Linked DNA regions of Mus musculus: region 1 is linked to region 2. The links are chromatin contacts, found by Hi-C or POLR2A ChIA-PET in ENCODE. All regions are on one chromosome and are shown on one strand. Each heading gives the region's core, a stretch centred on a gene start or an enhancer-like site at or near the end of the contact. The rest is flanking DNA. Distances are from core to core; before and after follow the strand shown.

The links. Hi-C counts contacts between places; a loop is a spot of excess contacts on that map. ChIA-PET counts read pairs that join two places held with the same protein, here RNA polymerase II (POLR2A).
Region 1: POLR2A ChIA-PET joins it to region 2 with 28 read pairs in embryonic stem cell. The contact joins the promoter of Syngr3 here to the promoter of Traf7 in region 2. A Hi-C loop is called at or near these places in 1 of 37 maps with a recorded cell type or tissue (heart). POLR2A ChIA-PET finds 5 or more read pairs at or near these places in 4 of 5 experiments (Patski and embryonic stem cell).

What each region holds. Positions count from the first base shown.
Region 1 is chr17:24,685,313-24,691,863 of GRCm38, reverse strand. Syngr3 (synaptogyrin 3) reads left to right here and starts at 1,915. Exons shown (of 4, transcript NM_011522.3): 1 at 1,915-2,143; 2 at 4,124-4,361; 3 at 5,203-5,345; 4 at 5,424-6,551. The coding sequence starts at 2,045. The coding sequence ends at 5,633.
Region 2 is chr17:24,523,171-24,529,512 of GRCm38, reverse strand. It overlaps Traf7 (TNF receptor-associated factor 7), which reads left to right and starts at 1,575. Exons shown (of 21, transcript NM_001172113.1): 1 at 1,575-1,747. It overlaps Rab26 (RAB26, member RAS oncogene family), which reads left to right. Exons shown (of 9, transcript NM_177375.1): 9 at 1-459. It overlaps Rab26os (RAB26, member RAS oncogene family, opposite strand), which reads right to left and starts at 1,262. Exons shown (of 2, transcript NR_045289.1): 1 at 1,077-1,262; 2 at 769-877. It overlaps LOC115488833 (a small nucleolar RNA gene), which reads right to left and starts at 1,037; the gene lies at 960-1,037.

The DNA of each region.
Region 1 (6,551 bases), core at 666-3,165, 160 kb before region 2:
AAAAACAAAACAAAATAAACAAACAAACAAAAAAACCCGACAATAACTTTATTCACTTACTTTTGGTTTTTTGAGACACAGTTTCTCTGCCTACATCTGCCTCCAAAGTGCTGGGATTAAAGGCATGCGTTACCACTGCCCAGCCAATAAATTTATTTTTAGAAAGTAAATCAAGCCAGGCGTGGTGACACATGCCTATAATCCCAGCACTTGGGAGGCAGAAGCCAGTGAATTTCTGAGTTAGAGGCCAGCCTAGTCTACAGAGTTAGTTCCAGGACAGCCACGGCTACACAGAGAAGAGAAACCCTGTCTTGAAAAACCAAAAAAAAAAAAAAAAAAAAAAAAAGCTTCATTTTGTCCCTGTTCACAGAGCATCTGGGTCAAGACAAGCAGAACTTGTGTGAAGGAAGGTTATGGTTTGAGCTGGCATTTGAGAGCGGTCAGCACAGACAGAGGGATAAGTACTCAGCAATGAAAAAAGGTAAACAGCAGAAGTGTAAGCTCATGGGTGAACCGGAAGCAAACATTTCCAAAATGCAGGGTAGGGGCTTGGTTATACTGGGTTTTGAGGGAATGGAGGAAGAGGCACTAGAAATAGATGGGCAACAGCTTGAGTTTGCTGCTAAGGGAGACAGAAGTATGAGCACGAACTGTTTGTTTTGGTGATAATTGGGAATTTAAAACCCCATGCATGCTACTAGCTAAGCAGGCATTCTACCACTGAGCTCAATACTCAGCCCAGGAATGGTGTTTTTCAAAGAATATGCTGCATTGTTTGGGTGTTGATGAAAATGACGGAGGAGAAGGACAAAATGGGTGATCACACAGATCTGTTAATAGCTAAAGGAGATGGGATGGGATGCTCACCTGCATCCAACTAGACTGAAACAAGACAGACCAGAGCCAGTGGTTCCTCCAGCTACACTTTCCTCTGAAGAATGAACAACAGATCACACAAAGTAAAGTGTGTAGTCTCTATATGTGGGAGCTTTCCTTATACCCAGCTCTGGTCCCAGGAAGACAGAGATAGGTAACTGGGGCCTTACCCATGATCAACTACACCCTAGCTTCTGTGACCATGAAGGTGAAGCCATTCAGTCTCTTACCAGCCTGGCACTGAAAGAGCATCAAGTGGCTCTGTTAGTCAGGCTGTGGGGCAGAGGAATCCCAGCAGAGGTCAGGATAATTAGGCAACAGCTGGGACAAGATCTTATCTCTGGTAATTCTCCCCTCCCAGAACTCAGGATTAATTAGCTACAGATCAACCCAGACCAGAGATGGAAAGGGCTTTTGGAAGAAATGACTTGGCCTGAGGAGAACAGGCATGCTCAACCTTAACTTCTGCTGGCCACAGTGGACTCTGCTTCCCAGACAGTACCCCTGACAGTGACAGAACTGCCACTCTCCCCACCTGACCCTGTTAGGAAGGTACAACCTATGAAGAAAAAGCCAGAATACAGGGGACATGTGAGCCACAGACAACACAAGTGTGCACAACACCTCTGAGCTGAGCTTTTCTTGATTCAAGGGCTAGTGAGAACGCCCCGCCAGAGATTTACCTCTGGTCTTCTGAGGTTGAGGGCTCGTTCTCTCTTCCTGAATGTAAAGGTCAAGATGCTGGGCCTCAGTTTCCTCTTACATACTCACCAAAAGGCTCTCCTGATCAGAGAAGCAGGATGCTGCACTTGTCCTCCTGTCGATGCTCTTGGCTATGACAAAATCTGAGCTTACCTTCTCTTGCCCACCTCTAAACCCCATAAGGGCTTCGTTCTGTGTCTCTTGAGAATGTCCCTATCTCCAACTCTGTCATACGGGGGAGAGCGAGTGGGAAGGATCCAGGGCAGGGCTCAGACCCCGGCGCATGGACCTAGTCGGGGGCGCTGGCTCAGCCCCGCCCCGCGCGCCCCCGTCGCAGCCGACGCGCGCTCCCGGGAGGCGGCGGCAGAGGCAGCATCCACAGCATCAGCAGCCTCAGCTTCATCCCCGGGCGGTCTCCGGCGGGGAAGGCCGGTGGGACAAACGGACAGAAGGCAAAGTGCCCGCAATGGAGGGAGCATCCTTTGGCGCGGGCCGTGCGGGAGCTGCCTTTGATCCCGTGAGCTTTGCGCGGCGGCCCCAGACCCTGTTGCGGGTCGTGTCCTGGGTGAGTGGTCCCTAAGCTGGCCCCTTCCCTGTCCCCCGCCTCTCTTAGCATCCCTTATCCTCCACCCTCACCCACCCCCTGCCCATCGCCCCTCACCCTCCTCTCCGCCGGTCCCTCCCCCCACCCCCCGCCCGCAGGTTGGGGTGACGTCACATGGCTAGGCGCGCCCACCTGCGGGCGGGGGAAGGGACGGCGGCTGTTACCAATAGACCTTGAGAGGTCACCACTGGTCTCCCCCTGCCCTCAATTCCTCTTAAGGTCTAATACAGTCCCCTTCCTAGGTCTTTTCATTTTTCCGGTTCCCACGACCTGGAAGTAGGCACAGAGTTGCGGATGTAATTCTCCCAGTATATCAGGGACTTAATTCCACATGGAAGAGGGGGTATAGGAGCCAAGGAGAATGCGCAGTTTCTTCCCTTTGCCTGATAACATCCGCCAGGCTCATTTGGAGGGAGCGGTTCTTCCTAGATCCCTCAGGTCTAGCTGTGAGTTAAAGGAGCATAAGGAGGCTCCCTGCTGCTGTAGCTAGAAGGGGCTCATCTGGGAGGGCTTCCTGGAAATGGCATGGAAGCTAGAGACGGGGAGTAATCTATCTCATTAGCGAATGTCTTCCCTGTCCTAGGCATTTAGGAGATGGGTGCTAAGTTCTGGATTTTGGATTTTGTCCATCTGGGAGTCCTCTAATCTCCATGCCTGTCTTGAAAGAGGGCGGTTCCCAGGGTGGAGCCCCACCCCCACCCCCCAAGACCTCGTGGACTGAAGGAAGAACAGTCTCTGGTCCTGACTTGTGGATTGCTTTCAAGAAACATGAGCATGCTGTGGCGTTTTTCATGACTACATTATCAAGGAGTTTAGTTGAGAATTGTGGAATGATAGGAGTTGAGATGTTTCTTAGAAATGTCCTAGACGTCTGCACTAAAATGACTGTGGTTTGCTTCTGTCCTGCCTTGGAGAACTAGTTGGTGGGCAGAGGGTCCTGAGGTTGGCTCAAACCTTAGAGCCTCAATGCTCTTGACTGATATTATGATAACTGACTACTCACGGGAATCTATTCTGAAATGCCCACTATTGCTGGTGGACATTCTTGGACCCAGCATTCCAAACTAGGCTCCTTGACACCATGTGGGACACTGAGGAGCACACACACACACAGGTCCTGTGTGCAGAGGTCAGGTTCGAAAAGGGAAAGGCTTGTATATTTCTCTAGACAGCTGTCCCGTGACTTCACTCTCCACAGTGCACTGGCCCACCACAACCCTGGAAATCACTGATGTAGGTGAAGGCTCCTGCTTCCACGCTTCCAGTAAACTCTGGGAGGCCATAAGGTTCTAAGACCGGAGGAGTGACTGCCCTGAGAAGTACAGTGTGAACCCTTTATACTCCCTTATAAAGGGGATAAGAGTGGCACCTCTGATATTTTTGATTTAGATCACCTGTAACTAAGCTACAGTCTGCAGCTGCCATGTGGGTGCTGAGAAGTGAACACAGGTCCTCTTAACCGCAGAGCCATATGTCAGCCCTGTATTAGAGCCTCAAGTAGCCAAGGCTGTCTTCCTCTGATCCTTCTTACTCCACCTCCCGATCAATTGTTGAGATTACAGGCATGCACCTCCTTGCAAACGTAAATGTAAATATCAGTTTTTGTTTTGGTTTGTTTTTTCGAGGCAGGGTTTCTCTGTATAGCCCTGGCTGTCCTGGAACTCACACTGTAGACCAGGCTGGCCTCGAACTCAAAAATCCGCTTGCCTCTGCCTCCCGAGTGCTGGGATAAAAGGCGCACCACCACTGCCCGGCATAAGTAGCAGTTTTAATTACTCCTTAAATGCTTCTTTATTTTCAATAATTGTGCAGTACACGAGGGAGTGAGAAATGGGTTCGGTGCTGCAGAGGAACTCTGGGGCAGGTATGGAGACCTGAACTCTTGACAGGGGGAACAGATGCCTCAAGCAGTGGCGTGAGGCTCTGCTTGCTGCTCTGCAGGTGTTTTCTATTGCGGTGTTCGGACCGATTGTCAACGAGGGCTACGTGAACTCCGACAGTGGTCCAGAACTGCGCTGCGTCTTCAACGGAAATGCGGGAGCCTGCCGCTTCGGCGTCGTACTAGGTCTAGGGGCCTTCATCGCCTGCGTGGCCTTCTTGCTGCTGGACGTGCGCTTTCAGCAGATCAGCAGCGTCCGAGACCGTCGCCGGGCTGTGCTACTGGACCTGGGCTTCTCAGGTGGGCGGGGCCAGCGGTGAAAGGCGGGGCCTAATGTAGGGTGCGGTGCTGGTGCGGGACCTGATGCCTGAGCGAGGGGGGCGTGGGTGCCCTCAGAGGAGAGACAGAGCCTGATTCTTTTGGGAAAACCGTAGGATCTTTGTGGGGACGTGACTGGGCCCCTAAGGAACAGGACTAGGCGCGGGGACTGCCGCAGAGCTTCTTCCGGGGCTGTGGCAGGCTGAGAAATACTCCTCAGGGTTTTGAGCCGGGAGGACCCAACCACAAGAGGGTGTGATCTAGAGATACAGGGTGGAAGTCTTGAGTTGAAAGCACCGAGTCAAAAGAAAAAAAAAAAAAAAGCCGGGCGTGGTGGTGCACGCCTTTAATCCCAGCACTTGGGCGGCAGAGGCAGGTGGATTTCTGAGTTCGAGGCCAGCTTGGTCTACAAAGTGAGTTCCAGGACAGCCAAGGCTACAGAGAGAAACCCTGTCTCAAAAAAACAAAAAAAAAAAAAAGAAAAGAAAGAAAGAAAGAAAGAAAGAAAGAAAGAAAGAAAGAAAGAAAGAAAGAAAGAAAGAAAGAAAGAAAGAAAGAAAGAAAGAAAGAAAGAAAGAAAGAAAGAAAGAAAGAAAGAAAGAAAGAAAGAAAGAGAAAGCACAGAATCTCTTTAGGGCACGCCAGGACTAGAGAAAGAGGTGGCTGATGGGCGGAGTAAGGCTGGGCTTCGAAGGGGGCGGGGCTTTGGAGGTCATGTGAATGGCAATTTGCTGGTGAACCTAAGGGACATTGCACTTTCTCTGAATGCGCGAGGTGGGTCCTGTTGGCGGAGCACTATCTGATCATCAGCTCCCACCTGCAGGGGTCTGGTCCTTCCTGTGGTTCGTAGGCTTCTGTTTCCTCACCAATCAGTGGCAACGAACAACGCCAGGGCCAGGCACCGCGCAGGCTGGAGATGCGGCGCGTGCTGCCATCGCTTTCAGCTTCTTCTCCATCCTCAGCTGGGTGAGTGAGGGACCCGTGGGTGGCAGGGTTGGGGGTGTCTCCAGGTTTTCCCCAGCTGACCCTGATTCCCTCACCCAGGTGGCGCTCACCGTGAAGGCCCTGCAGCGGTTCCGCCTAGGCACCGATATGTCTCTCTTTGCCACAGATCAGCTAGGTACTGGGGCTGCCCAGGCCTACCCAGGCTACCCAGTGGGCAGTGGTGTGGAGGGTACAGAAACATACCAGAGCCCGCCCTTCACTGAGACCCTGGACACCAGCTCCAAAGGGTACCAGGTGCCTGCCTATTAGTAGGTGTTAGGCTCCGGCCAGGGCTGGAAGGCCACCTCACCACCGTAGGCCTCAAGGCCTCCTGAGACCTTTTCTGGGTCCTACCGTGCCAAGGACAGAGAAGGTGGCCACTATGGGCCTCTGGGACCAAGGGGAGTAGCCTCCCTGGTGCCTGGACTGTCCCCACAAAGTTCCCCCCTAGCCAGAGATCTCAGTCTTAAGGCCCTGAGAAGAAAACTACTTCTTGGAGTGGACTGGCCTGGGAGGCATTCCTTTTATGGGCCAGCCAACCAGGGACTCACCTGTCCACTCTAGGTCAGAAGTCCAGCTGCCTCCCAGCTCAGGGTGCAAGGGCTCTGGGGACCAGGGAGAGGGAGACTAATTGTACCCTTAGGTGGGGATTATGGCCCTTGTTCCCAGTCCCATGTCCCTGGCTCCACATGGTGGTCCACCCTGTCCAGAGGCTCCCTCCCCTCCTCTTACAGGATCCCTAGAGCAGCTCAGCCCTGTCGGTGTCGTGATTGTGATTAAGTCTTCAGGTCTCATCTCATAGTGCCCCCATAAGCCGCCCCTCTCTGTGTGGCTCCTGCCCAGGTGTTTCTGGCCAGGAAGGTATAGACAACTATGGGCCTGGGCACCCGCCCTTCAGTAAGACCTTCCCTAGGGAACAGACAGCTGGGTACCTGGGTGCCAGGCAAGACAAGACTCTTACAAGGAGAGGACTAAAGGTCTCATCTGCCCAGGGTGTCACTGGAGAGTCGTTCCTGTAAATGGCTTAACCTTGGCTTCCTGAACCAGTCCCTCCCTAGTCTATCTTCTATCCCCTTTTAAGGCCCAGACCAGGTGTGGGTCCTTGTGCATAGCAGACTACTCATACATTGCTTGAAGCTGGCTTTTCACATCAAGTCAAAACCAAACTCGTTGCCATGTCTCATTCTT
Region 2 (6,342 bases), core at 326-2,825:
AGGAAGCAGTTCTGCCTTTGAGAATTGCCCGAGTCTATAGACTTGTCCTCAAAGGATGGATGCCCTAGTGTCTTCTCAAAGACACCAGAGGCTAATGCTTACCCTTTGCCCCAGTGGCCACCAGAAATGGTCTTGAAGCATAAAAACCAGGCCACAGCACATTGCTGCCCTCTTCTGGGCACTCCCAGAAGTGAGGAGGGGGACCACACGCAGCACACTGCTCAGACAGGACCCCACTCAAGGCTATGTCAGTCACTGTCCATTTGTTGGACTGCTTCCGACTCACTAGGAGGCTGATATAGGGACGCACAGCAAGGTCAGAATGATAGAACCCAGTCACAACTTAGCAGGCTGGCCCAGTCCGTTCCACTTTGTACTAAAGTCACCAAGCCACAAATGTTGAGTGAAAACCTGTCCTCTAAGTCCCTATTAATAAAGGTGTTTCTGGAGTTTGTGTCATCTGTGGAAAACCACCTCCTGGGGCAAAAATGGCTTAGTGGGGGGGTAAAGGTACTTCACCTGGGGAAACACTTAATTTACACATGCGCTGATACCGTCACCAAAATTCCCACAGGAATAGTTTACTATCAAGATTAGGGTGCCCCACAGCCTATTCCTTAAGTAGTGCTGGCTTATAAGGTCACCCTAGATTAGAATGATTCAAACAGAATATCTTAGTCAACCCCTTTGCGGACTGTGTGACGCCAAACCAGGGCCTCTACGGCACTGTGCTATCAGCACATGAAATCACAACGTCTGAAACCACAGTAAGATTGCATTTCACTTTATTGCTAAGAAACTCAGATACACGGATGCCCAGCTTACCAGCCAACACTCCTACTCGTTGGATCTCTAGATGCAGCCGACTCAACATGCCCTGAAAAAAAAAAAATCAAACATAAATCTTTACTTTGGTTAACTTTTCACTCAAAACCCATCCAATTAGTGACGTCGCGCCCAAGCCTCAGTCTTATAATGTAATCAGACTACGCATGCAGTTTTCATACGAGGTGTCAGAAATTAATTCATCACGGGCTTGGGGCTGAAAAGGGAAGCCAGGCCCGACCAGTTCATACCTGCAAAAATGGAGTCAGAAGAAAAATGGGGAAGGGTTAAACCCTTAGGACTAAAGCACTTCAGCTCGGGAGGAAGGCAGATCTGTAGCAGAGGTCCTTTGAGTTCCATTCGGCGAGCACTACTCCCAAAACGTTCCTTACAAAACCTAGATGAAAGGGACCACGAACACACTCACTCCCAAAAAGAGCGACTGCTCGCGAGGCTCAAGAGTTTATAGAACTGCCCCTTATGTGATTGGGCCACCTCTGAGGAAGTGCCCACCTTCCTCCACTGCTGATATGCTCCTCGAGCTGTCCTGCAATTTCCACCAATCGTACAGCGACTTTTGTTTTGGAGGCGGTATTTTGAGTAGCTCGAATATCCTCCCGGTTGTAGAGCCATTGAGTCCATGAGTGACGAGTTCAGTTAGCCAATCAAATTCCAATGTGCAACATAGAGTGATTCTGAAGCTACCAATCCGGTCCTTCAGTACAGAGGTCGCCGGAAGTCGTAGTTTAGGAAGCTCAAAGCGTGAAGCAGCACCTAGAGTTCCTGAAGTCCGTGAACTACAAGTTCCGACCTGCCCCGGGACTTCCGGCTCCTGTATCCTGAAACCTTTCCCGGCCGCGGGCCGAGAGGGGCAAGATGATGCCGGTGGGTGAAGTCGCTGCTCCTAGGCAGCCGCGGGCGGGTGAGTGAGTGCGCGGAGCACAAGACCTGGGGCTCCTTCTTCCGGGGAGTGCGGTGGAGCGCGGGCTGGTTGTGGGAGCGTCGCGAGCGGTCGTGGGCCTAGCCTGGGGGGCGGGACTGAGACGGCTGGGGTCTCAGCCTCTATAAGTCCTCCTGACTCCAAGTAAATCCGTCTGTCACTCCTTCCCTTCACTCTCTCTTTCGTTGTCTTTGCACTCCTATGTTTTTTTGAGCGCTGCCTGTGTGCCAAGCAGTATCCTAGGCTCTGGAAAGTCGGCGGAGAACCGGATTCCAAACTGATAAGCTCATCTGGTACGCGGTTTTGAGACAGACCATTCTGCCTCTAGGGTCCTGTGCATTGTACGCAGTCCAGCAGCAATTCTGAGTTTGTTCACTGAATGGTAGTAGTAACACCCACAGCCCTGTTTTGTTATGACAAAAATGTCTCAAGACTTTGGTAACTGTCTCCTTGTGGCAACTCACCTGCAGTACTGTTATTCTAGTTAAAATAAAAAGTTAAAAATCATGAGGAACTGTGATAAGTTTTACGGGGGGGGGGGAACTGAACACAGATAAAGTATTGAGTATTGGGCGTTCTTAAATCTTTGGTAGGGAGACCTACAGTTAGCTGAAGATCTGATGGAGAAGCAGTCAGTCTTGAGACATTTCAGGAAGAGCCTTACAGGCAGGGGGAGTCAGAGGAGCAAGCCAGCAAGTATAGGTAAGTGATAGGTAAGGTTAAGAGGCAGAGCAGGGTAAAGTCTGAGAGCCTCTGGTATGTGTGATGATTTATGAGTCAAGTAAAATAGTGAGGAAGCTAGACCAGCGTCTTCTAACCCTCACTAGAGGCCAGTTGTCCCAGCCTAGATTCTTTTGAGGCAGGCCAACATGATCAGATGAGGCTGAGGTCTAGAGATATCTGTCTCATCTCCCCTCCTGCCCCGCTCCCTGCACGCACAGGCTCATTCCTTTGCAGCCTTGTTCTTCAGGGGCCTCTCCATGTCCCAGATCTCTTTCCTGAGGATCTTTGTGGCAGGCGCTGCTGCAGTCATAAAGACAATCCTGAAGATCCTCTATACATTCATGTTTCTCTGCAGAAACTCAAGTCCCTGTACCCTGAGGTCCTAAATCTATTTGCAGCTGTCTCTTCAGGAAATGAGAATGGCTGTGTACAGCCTGACTAAGGTGACTAGGAAGGAGTGGCCAAAAGTATTGCCCAAATCCAAGAAGTTCCTTGATATAACTTCTTGTAGCTGTACATCAGAGTCTTTCAGGAAATGAACAGGAAAGATCGGGGTGTTTAGTAATGAGCTGAGGCTGACACACTAGAAACAAATGGAGCTCCATACCCTTTCTTTCTGGCTGGCTTCTAGTTCCTTGGGGGTCAGACTAAACAGTCTTTGGGGGTATCCCTATTCTAAGCCCCAGAGGGTATACATCTCAGATGAAGCAATGCCTGGTGCAGAAAATAGGAAGAAGGTCGAGCTGAAGCTACCTCTGATAGCTCCTTTCCGACTTGGATCCATTAAAATGTTTTATAGTGAGAAATACAGTCTCCTTCAAGGTCACGCAACTTACCCAGTTATTCCTCTCTTGCATGGTCAAAGTAGAATTTGAACCCAGGTCTGTCTGAGTCTAGAGCCCATGGTCATTATTACTCTACCATAAGCGCCATATGTGTGAAGTGCCAGCCTATGGCTGCTTTTAAGAACTGTCAGCTGGTTGTATCGTACTGTAGACAAGGATTCCCATAAATCTGTAGGCACCCAGCAGTTTATCAGATCTCTGACTGGCTTGTGCATGAGAAACCCCCATCCTTCAACAGATACTCTTAGTATCCCAGAATGCCAGTCCTAGGGAAGAGTAAATGGCTTAAAGAAAATAGACTTCTAAGACTGAGCTGCTAGTGTCGGACTTGATGATTCTTGAAAGTCCCAAGCAGAGGAGGTCACAGTATAGAAGCATAGAAGCCAAGAAATAAACGCGTCCAGTTCCAAGAGAGCCAGAGGAGGATGCCAGAGGGGGTCGCGTTTGCAGGGGAAACGGCCTTGATGAGTGGAGCTGCTGTGGGTGCCGGAAGCAGGTGTGGGTGGGGCTGGAGAGGTCTCTGCTCTTCATCCTGCTGGCCTGGGACTTTAGTGATTTACCCAAGCTTTTGTGGGGTGGGATGAAGCATACACAAGGGGGTCAAAGCCACTTAAGCAGATCCCTGGACCTGCTGCCACAAGTTTGATACCAGTTGGATTTGTTTGAGACAGCAAGGCACTGGGATGGGATGACATATATCTCAGAGTGTTCTTTCTGTGTGCTCGGATCTGGCTACTCTCCTCCCCTGGGAAGTCCTCTGCACTTCTAGACAAAGAAAGCCTGATTCCTATACCATAGACAAGGCAAATAAATGTGAGTGAAGTGAGGCTAGGGCCCCTGGCAGCAGGGGAATTGAAGTTCACTGAGCTCTGAAGGGGTTCAGCCTGGGCAGGCCAGGTACAGAGGCTGGATATGGGGTGTAAGAAGGAAGCAGAACACTGGGCAGGAGAAGCAAGTTAAGGGACCCCCGCCCACTGAGTTGGGATTGTGGGTATAGACAGTAGGAAAACTGAGGATGGAGGCCTAGCTGGGAAGCTGGGAGGGAAAGAGGCAAAAGGTTTTTTGTGTCCAGGGTTTTTAGAGATTCTGGGAGATCTTCAAGTCTGAGGTAAGCAAAGGCACTCTGGGGACCTTGGCTGTAATACCCTGCCTGCTTGGGATGGAAAAGATGTGCTTAAGGGGACATTCAAGGGAACAGCCAGAGGAAGTGCACATAGCTTTGTTATGGCAACCAAGTCTGTTTCTATAGGATTTGGCAGCCAGATCTGGTTTTGAGCCCGGGGGAGCTGAGGTAGGGGCTGGACATTCTTCAGGCCCCCGCACTGGCTTCCTCATACCAGGAGATGTGCTTCAAACTCTGGCAAATATGAGCAGAAGGTGCTCTGGCTGAAGGCTAGCCTGTTGACCACCCACAGCTCTGGCAAGACTGAAGCCTTGAGCTGCTTGTCTGCTGGTGACAGCCAAGATAGGTAGTGTCCTTCTCTATGGATGGTGTGTGTGTGTGTGTTTGTGTGTGTGTGTGTGTGTGTGTGTGTGTGTCTGTCTGTCTGTCTGTCTGTCTGACTGTCTGTCAGAGTAGCACTGTATATCCCAGGTTCAGCCTCTCAAACAAAAATCTTGGGGCTGGAGAGATAGCTCGGTGTTTAAAAGTACGTGCTCTTGCAGAGAACCTAGGTCAGAGCTCAGCACCCTCATGGCAGCTCCCAGTTTATAACTCTAGTTCATGGGGTCCAGTGTTCTCTTTTGGCCTCTGTGTGAGCACTGTGTTTATGGTGCACATACATACATGTAGGCAAAACAGTAACACACATAAAATTAGATAAATAAATCTTAAAAAGAAAAAGACTCTTGAGGGATTGGTTAAGAGAGCGCTTCCTGCCAGGCAGTGGTGGCACATGCCTTTAATCTCAGCACTTGGGAGGCAGAGGCAGGTGGATTTCTGAGTTTGAGGCCAGCCTAGTGTACAGAGCAAGTTACAGGACAGCCAGGGCTACACAGAGAAACCTTGTCTTGAAAAACCAGAGAGAGAGAGCTTCCTGCTTTAGCAACAGCCTGAAGTTGAGTTCCTACTGTACACATTGGGTTGCTCACAGCCACTTCAAACTCTGACTCCAGGGCATCCAGCTCTCCTTCTAGTTTCTATAGGTACCAGCACACATGCGCACGCACACACACACACGCTTTTTTCCCCTTCTTTTTAATATTTATTTATTTACTTATTTTGGTTTTTCGAGACAGGGTTTCTCTGTGTAGTCCTGGCTGTCCTGGAACTCACTCTGTAGACCAGGCTGGCCTCAAACTCAGAAATTTACCTGCCTCTGCCTCCCAAGTGCTGGAATTAAAGGCATGTACCACCACACCCGGCCTTATTTTTTTTAATTAATTTATTTATTTTATGTATATACCCTACTCGCTCCAGTTGGCCTCACTTGCTCCAGCCCAAAGATTATTTATTATTATAAATGAGTACACTGTTGCTGTCTTCAGACGCACCAGAAGAGGGCATCAGATCCCATTACAGATGGTTGTGAGCCACCATGTGGTTGCTGGGATTTGAACTCAGGACCTCTGGAAGAGCAGTCAGTGCTCTTACCCGCTGAGCCATCTCTCCAGCCCCATTTTTCCTTCTTTTTACGATAAATCTTGGGGAGCTGGAGAGTTGGCTCAGTGGATAAGAGCACTTGTTGGAGAAGACCCGGGTTCAATTCCCAGCACCTACATAGAGGTGCAGCACCTTCTCGAACACAGACACGCATGAAGGCTCAGCAGATAAGGGCACCTGCCCTCAAGCCTGATGACTTGAGACCTGAGGTCAGTCCCTGGTTCCCAGGCCCATAAGATGCCTTCTGACTTTCACGTGTGTGCCGTAGTGCACACGCACACTCTAAATAAGTAAATAAATACGTGCTGTCTTGTAGGATTGATCAGTGTGTATGTGTGCTTGCTGCCAAGCTTGGCAATCTGCATGGAACAGTTTGTTTTCTGACTACTGCACACTTGTGATAGGGA